Linked DNA regions of Homo sapiens: region 2 is linked to region 1. A link is an interaction called in ENCODE POLR2A ChIA-PET data of the cell type or tissue named here. Cell type or tissue: K562. All regions are shown on one strand. Links, peaks and the distances in the headings refer to the core of each region. The heading gives the core; the rest is flanking DNA.

Region 1 (5,469 bases), core at 1-4,000:
CGCTGCGTGTCCAGGTCCAAAGTGGAGAGCCTGCCTTTGGGTTTAGTTCCCGAATCAGAATCCCATCTCACCAGGGCGAAATTTTAATTTAAAAACTTAAAAAGAGACTTTTCTAACTTCCCTGGTTTGCGGTGCTTTTATTTCCGTTGGTGGGAAAAGCGGTCTCCTCAGAAGAGGGGTGGTGGGGGTCCCTTGCCACTGGGCTGGTCTGGATGTTTTTGCTGTGGGATGGTCACACCAGGGGCTCTGACAGCAAGGTCCAGGTTGGTGTGGGGAGGAGAGAGGGGCCGGGGTCCGTCCTGAGTTTCTGTGACCTTCCCTTCTTGGCCCCATCGGTGTAGCCCCCACCCACAGAGCCCTAGTGAGAAGAGCTGGAAGCCATTTTCATCTACAGTGGGGAGAGCTTCCTTCTAGCTGGGGGCCTCCTGATGGCCCCCCCAGGCCCTCCCAGGAAGCATCTTCCAGCTGGGCTCATCTCCGATACTCCTCTCCTCAGCTTCCCGGGGGCAGTATGTCCCTTTGGGTCATGGCCTGTGGAGTGGCCATGACCCAAAGTTCAATTAAGGCTGGCGGGTCCCCAGAGGGGCCTGCTTCCATTCCCCCTTCCCCGCAGCCCTGCAGGCGTCAGCATGGGGCGAGGTTACCAGTTCCTGACCCAGCAGCTCGTCCTCAGGTGGTCCTGCTGCTCGGGAGGTCAGCTGCGTGGGGAGCCTGTCCACCTGGCTGATGGGGGTGATGGCCGCGTGGCTGGGATTCCTCCTCCAGCCCTGCCCTTCACCGCCATACAGTCTGGGCAGCCCCTTCCTGTCCCGTCCTCCTGCCTCGCCCTCTGCTGGGGTCTACGGGGCCCAAGTCTTGCTGGAACACAGGCAGGACAAGGGTTCTGGAGGTTCAGGCCGGAAGTGAAATAAAAGTCGAGAGGGGCCGGGCCCGGCACCCACCGCATCCTGCCTCCGGGCCTCCTCGGGCCCCTCACACGGTGGGGCAGCCCCTCCTCCAGTGGAGCGGAACGGTGGGCCCCGCTGCCCCTCCACCCCTGCGTGTGACACGGACGTGCTTGGAAGCTGGGTTCGTCCTTTCAGTTTTGTTTCCTGGTTGGAAACCCCTGAGACTCCTCCCCCTCCCCCCGCCCCTGCCCACCTGTGCTTTCCCAGGCTGGAAGGGGCAGCCCCTCTCAGCACGTGGGTGGTTAGGCTGTGACGTCCCCAGGCCTCCTGGGCCTGCACCGGGGTCCACCCAGGTGTGGGCCATGCCCAGGTGCGGGAATGGTCGGGGGTTGCCCTGGCCGGCTTAGGGAATGTCGCTCTGGGACCTTCTGTGGGCGTGGGGAAGGCCTGGGTGAGGAGGGCTGGGCTGCACCTCCCTGCCAAGCTGGTGAATTTGGCTTCTAGACCCGGGAAACTGAGCCACCTTCTGACATTTCACAGCCAGGGTGGGGCCGAGAGCAACAGGAGCCCAGCTGGAGCCTGGGAGGGGTGGCCCTGCCTCTGCCTCCTGCCCGGGGAGAAAGGGGCTGGGGCCCAGGGGTGCCCGCCCGGGGCTCCGCTGTCTGAGCAGCTCCTCTCTTCTGTCCAGCTCTGAGCATGACATCATCACATGAAGACTCCCAGGGTCTCTGAAGAGCAGGCCAGGAGGGAGCGGCCACCCGACCCAGCCAAGCCTGCCCCGCTTTGCCCACGCGGGGGTCAGGGGCCAGAAACCTGTTTCTGGGCTGTTTCTCGCCACATTTTCCTTTCCTGTGTGATTTTGTCTCCTCACACCCCAAAGCGGGCCTCTTACTCTAGACATCCCTTTCCCATGCTGGGGAGATGGGAACTGGGGGTGGGGGGAGCCCCTTTGTCAACTCTGAGCACTTCCTTTTCTCTGAGGAGGGAGCCTCTGAGGCAGAAAGGCTTTGGTGACCTCAGGGCTTTATAAACCTCAGGGTGGGGGGGCCACTCTCATCTACTGGGGGACCCCTAGAATCTGGCTGGAGCCCAAGCTCAGGAGGTCAGGGGACTCCTTGGTCTCAGGAGCTTCAAGTGGGTTGCAGCAGTGATAGGGGCTCGTCTCTAGCAGTTGCTGCACTGGCCCAAGCTCAGTCTCACTTGCAGTCCTCTGTCCCCTCACCTGCCAAGACCTTTAGTGAGTCCCTTGCCTGCAGGTGTTGGGGCTAGGGCAGAGGGAAGCAAATCACAAGCGACAAGCGCCAGGCTCGCACCACCTCTCCACCCGCCGCCTGGATGTCTTTTTCTAGGAGGGGAATGGGGAAACTGGGTCACAGCCACAGCAGCCCCTGCTCTGTGCCTTCAGGCCCCGGCTGTCTCTGCAGCAGCCCACTCAAGGGAGAGAAGCGGAGGGCGGCAAACAGAAACCTGCCCAGCCGGCTGCAGGGGTTCGCCTCCAGCCATTGGCACTGCTTCCCCGGAATCCCACGCCAGGGGTCAGGAACCACCCTGAGCCAGCAGCAAGAGCGCAGCAGGCAGCTGCCACCCTCACCCCCAGAGTGCTGGACACTGACAGCACGGGCCCCAGCACCCCAGGCTAGAAGGCAGGTCTAGAGCCAGAAGGCAGGGCACCCCCAATCTAGCTGAGGCCAGGAGAGAGCTGGTGGGGTGAGCACCGGCCCAGCTGGTCCCGGGGCCAGGAGTCTCCCTGTCCCCAGTGCAGTGTCCAGCCCTCCGAAGCCCCGGCGCCCTTGAAGAATGGAAGCTGAGGACTCACTTTCAGGCTACAAACCAGACCCACTGTCCAAGAGAAGGTCTACCGAGTGGGCGGGCCTGGGGGTGGTCTGGAGGCACGTGGGGGGCTGCCTGGCCAACAGCGGGTATTTCCCTTTCCCTCCATCTTCCTGAGCCAGGACTGTCAGAGACGATTCGCCACACCTAAGCTTCCTCCTGAATGTTTATTTACACCTCCGCTCACTGAGCGGTGCTGGACCGCGGCCCCCGCGTGGGCTCCTCGAGCCCCTCCCCAGGAGGCATGTCCACGTGCCTCTCCAGCCCCCTGTTTGCCACCGCGGCGGAGCTGGGCGGGTGGGCTGTGTTCGGCTGGGAGAGACGGCCCTCGGAGGAAGGTCTATCTTTCTGTTGACGAGAAGAAACTGTAAGACAGGGGTGCTGAGGTTGCTCAACACATTCCCCAAGCCCACCAGGGGTCACCCCAGCCTGCCCAATGCCCAGGGAGGTTGAGAGCAGTTCTGTTCGCCATGCTGGGCTGACACAGGCTGGAGGGGAGCTGCCGGGGCCGGGGGGCACGGCGCAGGCCCATCTGAGCTCCTAAGCAGTCATGAAGCACCCTTCATGATCTTGTGAATGAAAAATAAGCAAACACGTCCTTCTGCAGGAGCCAAGAGCTGCCTCTTTGGTACTGTTTCCTGTTAATACAGACACGAGGTGACATCCACACCAACAGGCACAGGAATTTTCCTGAGACTACCAGTCCCTCTCTCCTGCTTCCAGGGCATTTTCAGTGCCCTTAGAGTAGACACTGGGAGAAGGGAGCTAAGTATTCCCAAGAAAACAGAGTTCTGGGAGCCAGGGTGACAGTCATGTGCTCACTGTCCACCACTGAGACCTGCCGTTCCCAGCACAGCCTCTGGGCCAGAGGGCTTGGCTTTGAACTCCAGCTCTGCCGCTTCCTGGCTGTGTGACCTAGAGCAAGGACCTTCACCTCTCTGTGCCTCAGTTTTCTCAGCTGTAAGTGGTGCTAACGGCCCCTACCTCTAAGTGCTGGTACATAGATTGAAAGTGGTTCGTCCATGTAAAGCTCCTAAACTACCTGGTCTGTGGGGGGCCCTGGATGATGCTGAGGAGCCATGAGCACCGCAGCCACTTTTCTGTTGTGATTTCCTCCTCCCTCAGCGCCGGGTCCTCACTGAGGGCTGGAGTGATGCTGGAGAGCATCTAGCCGAGGGGCAGGGGAGGGTGGAGGCTCTGGTTGGGGAGGGTCCCTGAACCTCCCACAGACATTCACAAGGAATGTGGGTGCATAACTGTTTTACAGGAGGAAGGTCGGCAGCTTTTATTAGATTCTTGGGGGGGGCCTGACTCCAAGCAGCACTAACCCAGCACCCCCTTGATGACAGACGAGGAAACTGAGGTCTGGAGAGGGGAGAGCCCTTGTCAAGAGTGACCTTGCCCAGGGTCACTTGTCAGTGATCCAGCCTCCTGGCTGCAGGGCCTTGTTACCAAACCCTCCTGACCTTCAGGCCCAACTTAGCTCCTGCGGAGATCAAGGACCCAAGGGATCTTCCAGGCGGGAGGCAGAGAGAGGTTCCTCCATGACAGGGTCGTGGCCTCTTGGGGACCCGGGCATGGCCTGTGCCCAGCAGCCACCATGCAGAGCCCAGGCGCACGAGCTCCATGACAGTGAGTGCACGTGAGCAGGGCAAGGGCATGGACCTGGAGCCAGAGATGTGGGTGGTGACCCTGTCCCTATTTCATCTTCTGTGGAATGGGACAGTAACAGCACCTACCCACCTCCCAGAAGGGGCACAAATCACTCAGTCACTCGGGGTTCCTCTTTTCCACACCCATCCCCCCCTTCGGCTCCCAGGCCCTCCCCTCTCCGGGGAGATAAAGGCCCTACATGAGCAGGAAAGGGGGCCGGCAGGGCCAGCGGGGAGGCCTGGCAGGACGCCCCACCCAGAGGGAAGCTACCTGAGGTGTTGCCAGCCGAAATCTGGGCGCTCTGTGGCCGAGAGGGCAGCTGGCCATTGCTGCTGAGGGATGGCGGCCTGTGCACGTGGGGCCTGGGCTGCTGGGACTTGCGCTTTGAGGTCCCTGAGCCTGATGGGGGACAGGAGGGAAGGGTCAGTGCTGAGGCAGCGGTGAGAGCTCTGTGGGAACCCCTGGGGGTGGGGAGAGGGCCGCAGGGCTGCTGGTCATGGCCGGCCTCAGCTGAGTGGGGTCCTCGTCATTCTGAATTTGTGGCTATGCCCCAGAGAAGCGGTCTTCATTCATTCTCGTGGCCACCCACCCACTCACACAGAGTCCCTGAGGACCTGCACACGTCAGCCCTGTGCCAGGTGTGGGGTGAGTTCTGACCTGGGGTTTCCAGGGCAGGAAGGGAGGCATCTAGAAAGGCGCATACACAGCTAAATGCATGATGGGAAGTGACAAAGCGCAGGCTTCGGGCATTGCCACGGGAGGCGGGCATTCGGGGGCTGAAGCGGTGGGGCTCAGCAGAGGGCACTGTGCTGAGTTTTGAAGGAGGAGGAGGCCCTGATGATGCCATGGACAGAGGCCAAGACAGGAGAGCCCAGCAGTGCAGCCGGGATGGAGGCTGGCAAGAAAACACGGGGCCACCCCATCCCAGCTGATGGCTGAGGCTGGACAGCTGTCCTCCACCTGTGAACATTTACTTGGTGGCTTTTCGAGAGACCTGCACATTTGGAGTGAGGGGAATGGAGAAGGAAGACACCCAGGGTCTAGTGGCCCATAAAAGTGCCAGGCCCCACAATGGATGCACGCCCTGTGGGACCCACGT
Region 2 (6,228 bases), core at 2,229-6,228, 300 kb before region 1:
CAGGCTGGGTGACAGAGCAAGACTCCATCTCGAAAAAGAAAAAAAATAATAAATAAAAATAATAAAATAAAAAATAAAGGCCAGGTGCGGTGGCTCGTGCCTGTAATCCCAGCACTTTGGGAGGCTGAGGTGGGTGGATCACGGGGTCAGGAGTTTGAGACCAGCCTGACCAACATGGTGAAACTCCGTTTCTACTAAAAATATAAACATTAGCTGAGCATGGTGGTGCACGCCTGTAATCCCAGCTACTCAGGGGGCTGAGGCAGGAGAATCGCTTGAACCCGGGAGGCGGAGGTTGCAGGCAGCTGAAATCACACCATTGCACTCCAGCCTGGGCAACAGAGCAAGACTCCGTCTTAAAAATAAATAAAAAATTAAAATAAAAAAATAAAAAATAAAAATAAAAATAGAGTAAAAAGTCTTGGCTGGGCACGGTGGCTCACGCCTGTAATCCCAGCATTCTGGGAGGCCGAGGTGGGTGAATCACGAGGTCAGGAGTTTGAGACCAGCCTGGCCAACATGGTGAAACCTCGTCTCTACTAAAAATACAAAAAATTAGCTGGGCGTGGTGGCAGGCACCTGTAATTCCAGCTACTGGGGAGGCTGAGGTAGAATCGCTTGAATCCAGGAGGCAGAGGTTGCAGTGAGCCATGACTGCGCCACTGCACTCCAGCCCAGGTGACAGTGCGAGATTCTGTCTCAAAAAAATTTTATAAAGCACCAGTGGTCAAAATTTATGTTAGAAGAAAAACAAAGAAAGAAATAAACCTATCAATGTAATATATTTAAGGTTCCAGAAATAAATTTAACCTATTATAAAACTCTAAGACAAACCAGAAAGGACATAATGGGAATAAGATAATAATGGGAAAAAGCCACTAGTTAACAATGAACATTAGAAATCTCGGAAGCTGCGCCACTGCACCCCAGCCTGGGTGACAGAGTGAGACTCTTGTCTCTCAAAAAAAAGAAAAAAGAAGTACAAAAAAAAAAAATCTAGAAAACCATGAGATTCATTCTCACTCTGTATCATATACAAGTCAAATCATTAAACAGAAACCAAACAAAAATATTAGAAGAAAACAGAAGAGGCCGGGCGTGGTGGCTCACGCCTGTAATCCTAGCACTTTGGGAGACCGAGGCGGGTGGATCACAAGGTCAGGAGATCGAGACCATCCTGACCAACATGGTGAAACCCCATCTCTACTAAAAATACAAAAATTAGCTGGGTGTGGTGGTGGGCACCTGTGATCCCAGCTACTCGGGAGGCTGAGCCAGGAGAATGGCTTTGAACCCAGGAGGCAGAGGTTACAGTGAGCCAAGATGATGCCACTGCACTCCAGCCTGGTGACAGAGGAAGACTATGTCTCAAAAAAAAAAACCCAGAAGAAAACTATCCAAGTTATGGAAAAGATAAAATTTATACCTATGCAGAGAAGGATGTGTTAAATATATAAAGCAAAAACGTTTAGCAAAGCAGAAAATAATTTAAAAAATCGAAATATATATATATATACATACATATATATATACATACATATATATACGTATATATATACATACATATATATACATATATATACGTATATATATACATACATATATATACATATATATATACACATATATATATATACACGTATATATATATATATTTTTTGAGACAGCATGTCACTCTGTCACCCAGGCTGGAGTGCAGTGGCACGATCTCGGCTCACTGCAACCTCCACCTCCCAGGTTCAAGCGATTCTCCTGCTTCAGCCTTCCGAGTAGCTAGAATTACAGGTGCCGCCACCACTCCCAGCTAATTTTTAGATTTTTAGTACAGACAGGTTTCACCATGTTGGCCAGACTGGTCTCAAACTCCTGATCTCAAGTGATCCACCCACTTCGGCCTCCCAAAGTGCTGGGATTACAGGCGAGAGCCATTGCACCCAGCCAAAAAACCGTATTTTATACATAGAAAACACAAACAGTAAATCAAAACACGTAATAACATCCAGGCTTACTAGTAATGGGAAATTAAAACATTAAGTGTTAGAAATATATTAAAGTAGGCCAAGTGCAGTGGCTCACGCCTGTAATCCCAGCACTTTGGGAGGCCGAGGCGGGCGGATCACGAGGTCAGGAGATCGAGACCATCCTGGCTAAAACGGTGAAACCCCGTCTCTACTAAAAATACAAAAAATTAGCCGGGCGTAGTGGCGGGCGCCTGTAGTCCCAGCTACTTGGGAGGCTGAGGCAGGAGAATGGCGTGAACCCGGGAGGTGGAGCTTGCAGTGAGCCGAGATCCCGCCACTGCACTCCAGCCTGGGCGACAGAGCGAGACTCCGTCTCAAAAAAAAAAAAAAAAAAAAGTTAGCCGGGCATGGTGGAGGGTGCCAGTAGTACCAGCTACTCAGGGGGCTGAGGCAGGAGAATAGCGTGAACCCAGGAGGCGGAGCTTGCAGCGAGCGGAGATCATGCCACTGCACTCCAGCCTGGGCGACAAAGCGAGACTCCGCCTGAAAAAAAAAAAAAAAAAAAGAAATATATTAAAGTAGGCCATGTGCAGTGGCTCATGCCTGTAATCCCAGCACTTTGGGAGGCTGAAGCGGGCGGATCACCTGAGGTCAGGAGTTCAAGACCAGCCTGACCAACATGGAGAAACCCCGTCTCTACTAAAAATACAAAAGTAGCCGGGCGTGGTGGCGCATGCCTGTAATCCCAGCTACTCAGGAGGCCGAGGGAGGAGAATCGCTTGAATGCGGGAGGCGGAAGTTGCGGTGAGCCGAGATCACGCCACTGCACTCCAGCCTGAGCAACAAGAGCAAAACTCCGTCTCAAAAAAAAAAAAAAAGAAATATGTTAAAGTAGCAAAATAAATTAAAGTGACCACGTTGATGGAGCTGTGGAAATACAGGTACAGAGCTTGCTCAATATATTGTCAACTGGTTCTGTGTTTCAGGAAAAGCCTCAAACTATGCAGCAAAAGCTCTAAAATGCTCATGTCCCTCAATATAGTAATTCATTTCTGAGAGGTATTCCAGAAGTATGACCCCAAAGAATACAGCGTCTTATTTATTTATTTATTTATTTATTTTTTGAGACGGAGTCTCACTGTTGTTACCCAGGCTAGAGCGCAATGGCGCAATCTCAGCTCACCACAACTTCCACCTCCCAGGTTCAAAAGCTTCTCCTGCCTCAGCCTCCCTAGTAGCTGGGATTACAGGCACGCACCATCACACCCAGGTAATTTTGTATTTTTAGTACGGACGGGGTTTCTCCATGTTGGTCAGGCTGGTCTCGAACTCCCGACCTCAGGTGATCCACCCACGCTGGCCTCCCAAAGTGCTGGGATTACAGGCGTGAGCCACCGTGCCTGGCCAGAACACAGCTTTCATAAAGTTTATATTATTATCACTAATATTGGTGAAATTTAGCCCAAATCCCCAGGGAAGCAAGTCTCATGAGAAGTCCAACAGGGAAGAGAATCACTTGGGCAGAGGGAAGAGGAGACTGTTAAGCCTAGGGAGAGAGGGCAACGGAGTGCGGTAAAGACTGATGACTTAAAAATCAAGTTTACTACCTCTTTCCAGTTTCAAAGAAAGGTGCATTATTTCATATTTAAGTGTTAATGATGGCAATTTGCCAGGATACTGCATCAGCTTCAAGGATAACTATGTATCATACAATCTCTATATTCCTAAATAGATGGTAATACGAAACAAGGCAATGTGACCCCAGTCCATGGGTGAGGAATAAAGAAAGAAAGGAACGAAAGGAATGGAGGAAGGGAAGAAGACAGAAAGAGAGCGAGAAAGAGGCCGGGTGCAGTGGCTTACACTTCTAATCCCAGCACTTTGGGAGGCCGAGGTGGGCAGATCGCCTGAGGTCAGGAGTTCAAGACCAGCCTGGCCAACATGGTGAAACCCTGTCTCTACTAAAAATATAAATATTAGCCAGGTATGGTGGTGCACACCTGTGATCCCAGCTACTCAGGAGGCTGAGGCAGGAGAATCACTTCAACCAGGGGGAGGTGGAGGTTGCAGTGAGCCGAGATTGTACCATTGCACCACTCCAGCTTGGGCAACATGAGACTCCTTCAAAAAAAAAAAAAAAAAGAGGAAGGAAGGAAGGAAGTGAGCAAGCAAGCAAACAAGGAAAACAAAGCAAGAAGAATCTCCAGAAATGGCCACATCTTGAAATGATTACATATCTGTGAAGAGCAAACAAACGACCTGTTTTGTGGCCTAAAGAAACATATGGTCAGGATGATAACATGGACCCAGTTCCCCAGGCTGTTCCTTTGATCCCAGAACTCCAGGGAGGTGAGCCTATCACCCAGGTTCAGGCCTCTGCCTTTGATTATGGCTCCCAGACCCACAGGGCAGGTGTATATCCGAGTTTCTTCGTGTCCTTAGAGGAAAGAAGACACACTCTAGAAAGAAGGATAATGCTGGTGACTGAGACTTTCTGTAGGTGACTGAATTTTAGGATTTGGAAGGAACATGGAGTGAACCTGAATACTTCTGAGCCCCTTCACTTCTCAGCAGCTACCCAGAAGTGAAAGAATCCCAAACCCAAAGTTACAGCTACTTCTGTGAGACCGCGTTAGATAATCACTGTTCACTGTTGATCCATTTTCCAAAGTCTCAGAATTTAAATAGTTAGATCTCATTCTATATAAGCTGCTCTATTGCCGATCTCCTGGACGTTGACTTTTTGTGTATTCCATATAAGATAAAACCGTCACGTGATGCAAATTAACCAACCTGACTTATTTCCAAGGAAAAGATCAGTCATCAACCAAGAACAGCAATATGAATTAGCAAAATTCCAGCAAGAAAAAAGACTAATCTTAGGACACTGTTCTCTAAACCACAGAGATTAAGACAACGTTGGTTTAAATACAAGAAAATACCCAAAACTAGCTGGGCATGATGGCTCACGCCTATAATCCCAGCACTTTGGGAGGCCGAGGCGGGCAGATCACCTAAGGTCGGGAGTTCGAGACCAGCCTGACCAACATGGAGAAACCCCGTCTCTACTGAAAATACAAAATTAGCCGGGCATGGTGGCACACGCCTCTAATCCCAGCTACTAGGGAGGGAGAGGCAGGAGAATCACTTGAACCTGGGAGGCGGAGGTTGCGGGGAGCCGAGATCGCGCCATTGCACTCCAGCCTGGGCAACAAGAGCAAAACTCTGTCTCAAAAAAAAAAAAAAAAATACCCAAAACTAAAAGCAATAAGGGAACGAAAACTCTAACAAATGCAAACTTGCCCACAGCCATATAGGATCTCTGTCCAACTTCTGTTTGCCTCAAACCAGTATAGTTCAAGTCTTCCTTTCTTCCTCTCTCCTTTCAAAAATTAGGGCAGGCCGGGCGTGGTGACTCACACCTGTAATCCCAGCACTTTGGGAGGCTGAGACAGGTGGATCACCTGAGGTAAGGAGTTTGAGACCAGCCTGGCCAAAATGGCCAAACCCCATCTCTACTAAAAATAACAAAATTAGCCGGGCATGGTGGCAGGTGCCTGTAATCCCAGCTACTCAGGAGGCTGAGGCAGGAGAATCCCTTGAACCCAGGAGGTGGAGGTTGCAGTGAGCTGAGATCACTCCACTGCACTTCAGCCTGGGGCACAGGATGAGACTCTGACTCAAAAAAAAAAAAAAAAATTAGGGCAAATATATATTTGTGATATTACTTTATAAATGAGGCAGAAGCATTAGACCAACAAGAGGTAAGAGGTATACTTAACAAATCCATTAGCCTCAGACTATTTCACATCTTATGCCTCCTATGAACAGCATGACTGTTAAGTCGAATAAATTCTATAATGATGAATACTGAAACAGAGTTCTGTACCACAAAGCTACTTCAAAATTACAACACACACACACACCACGCATGCATGTACACAAACACACAGATACTCCAAGCGAGGAGGACTACATAAAGAATCTTATCTCTCAGGCCGGGTGCAGTGGCTCATGCCTTGTAATCCCAGGACTTTGGGAGGGCAGATCACGAGGTCAGGAGATCAAGACCATCCTGGCTTACACGGTGAAACCCCGTCTCTACTAAAATACAAAAAATTAGCCGGGCGTGGTGGCGGGCACCTGTAGTCCCAGCTACTGAGGAGCTGAGGCAGGAGAATGGCGTGAACCCAGGAGGCGGAGCTTGCACCGAGCCGAGATGGCACAACTGCACTCCAGCCTGGGCGACAGAGTGAGACTCTGTCTC

Evidence for each region. Peaks named below come from ENCODE experiments on the same cell type or tissue, not always from the same donor. Only the 100,000 strongest peaks of a DNase experiment are listed, where the experiment ranks them.
Region 2: POLR2A ChIA-PET joins it to region 1 with 5 read pairs; 7 of 35 experiments call an interaction of 5 or more read pairs at or near these places.

The regions. Positions count from the first base shown.
Region 1 is chr17:76,271,179-76,276,647 of GRCh38, forward strand. UBALD2 (UBA like domain containing 2) reads left to right here. Exons shown (of 3, transcript NM_182565.4): 3 at 1-120. QRICH2 (glutamine rich 2) reads right to left here. Exons shown (of 19, transcript NM_001388453.1): 18 at 4,641-4,769; 19 at 2,871-3,082. The coding sequence ends at 2,901. Among named protein-coding and RNA genes, the nearest start is that of UBALD2, 8.6 kb to the left of the region's middle. RefSeq lists enhancers at 1-172, 760-1,284, 1,113-1,162, 1,285-1,808, 2,083-2,132 and 1 more and silencers at 863-962, 1,403-1,542. In K562, for the core only: no CTCF peak of the experiment used is centred there; no DNase peak of the experiment used is centred there.
Region 2 is chr17:75,966,099-75,972,326 of GRCh38, forward strand. The region is part of intron 2 of ACOX1 (acyl-CoA oxidase 1); the gene reads right to left. Among named protein-coding and RNA genes, the nearest start is that of ACOX1, 10 kb to the right of the region's middle. RefSeq lists a silencer at 3,968-4,087. In K562, for the core only: no CTCF peak of the experiment used is centred there; a DNase peak (open chromatin) is centred at 4,283.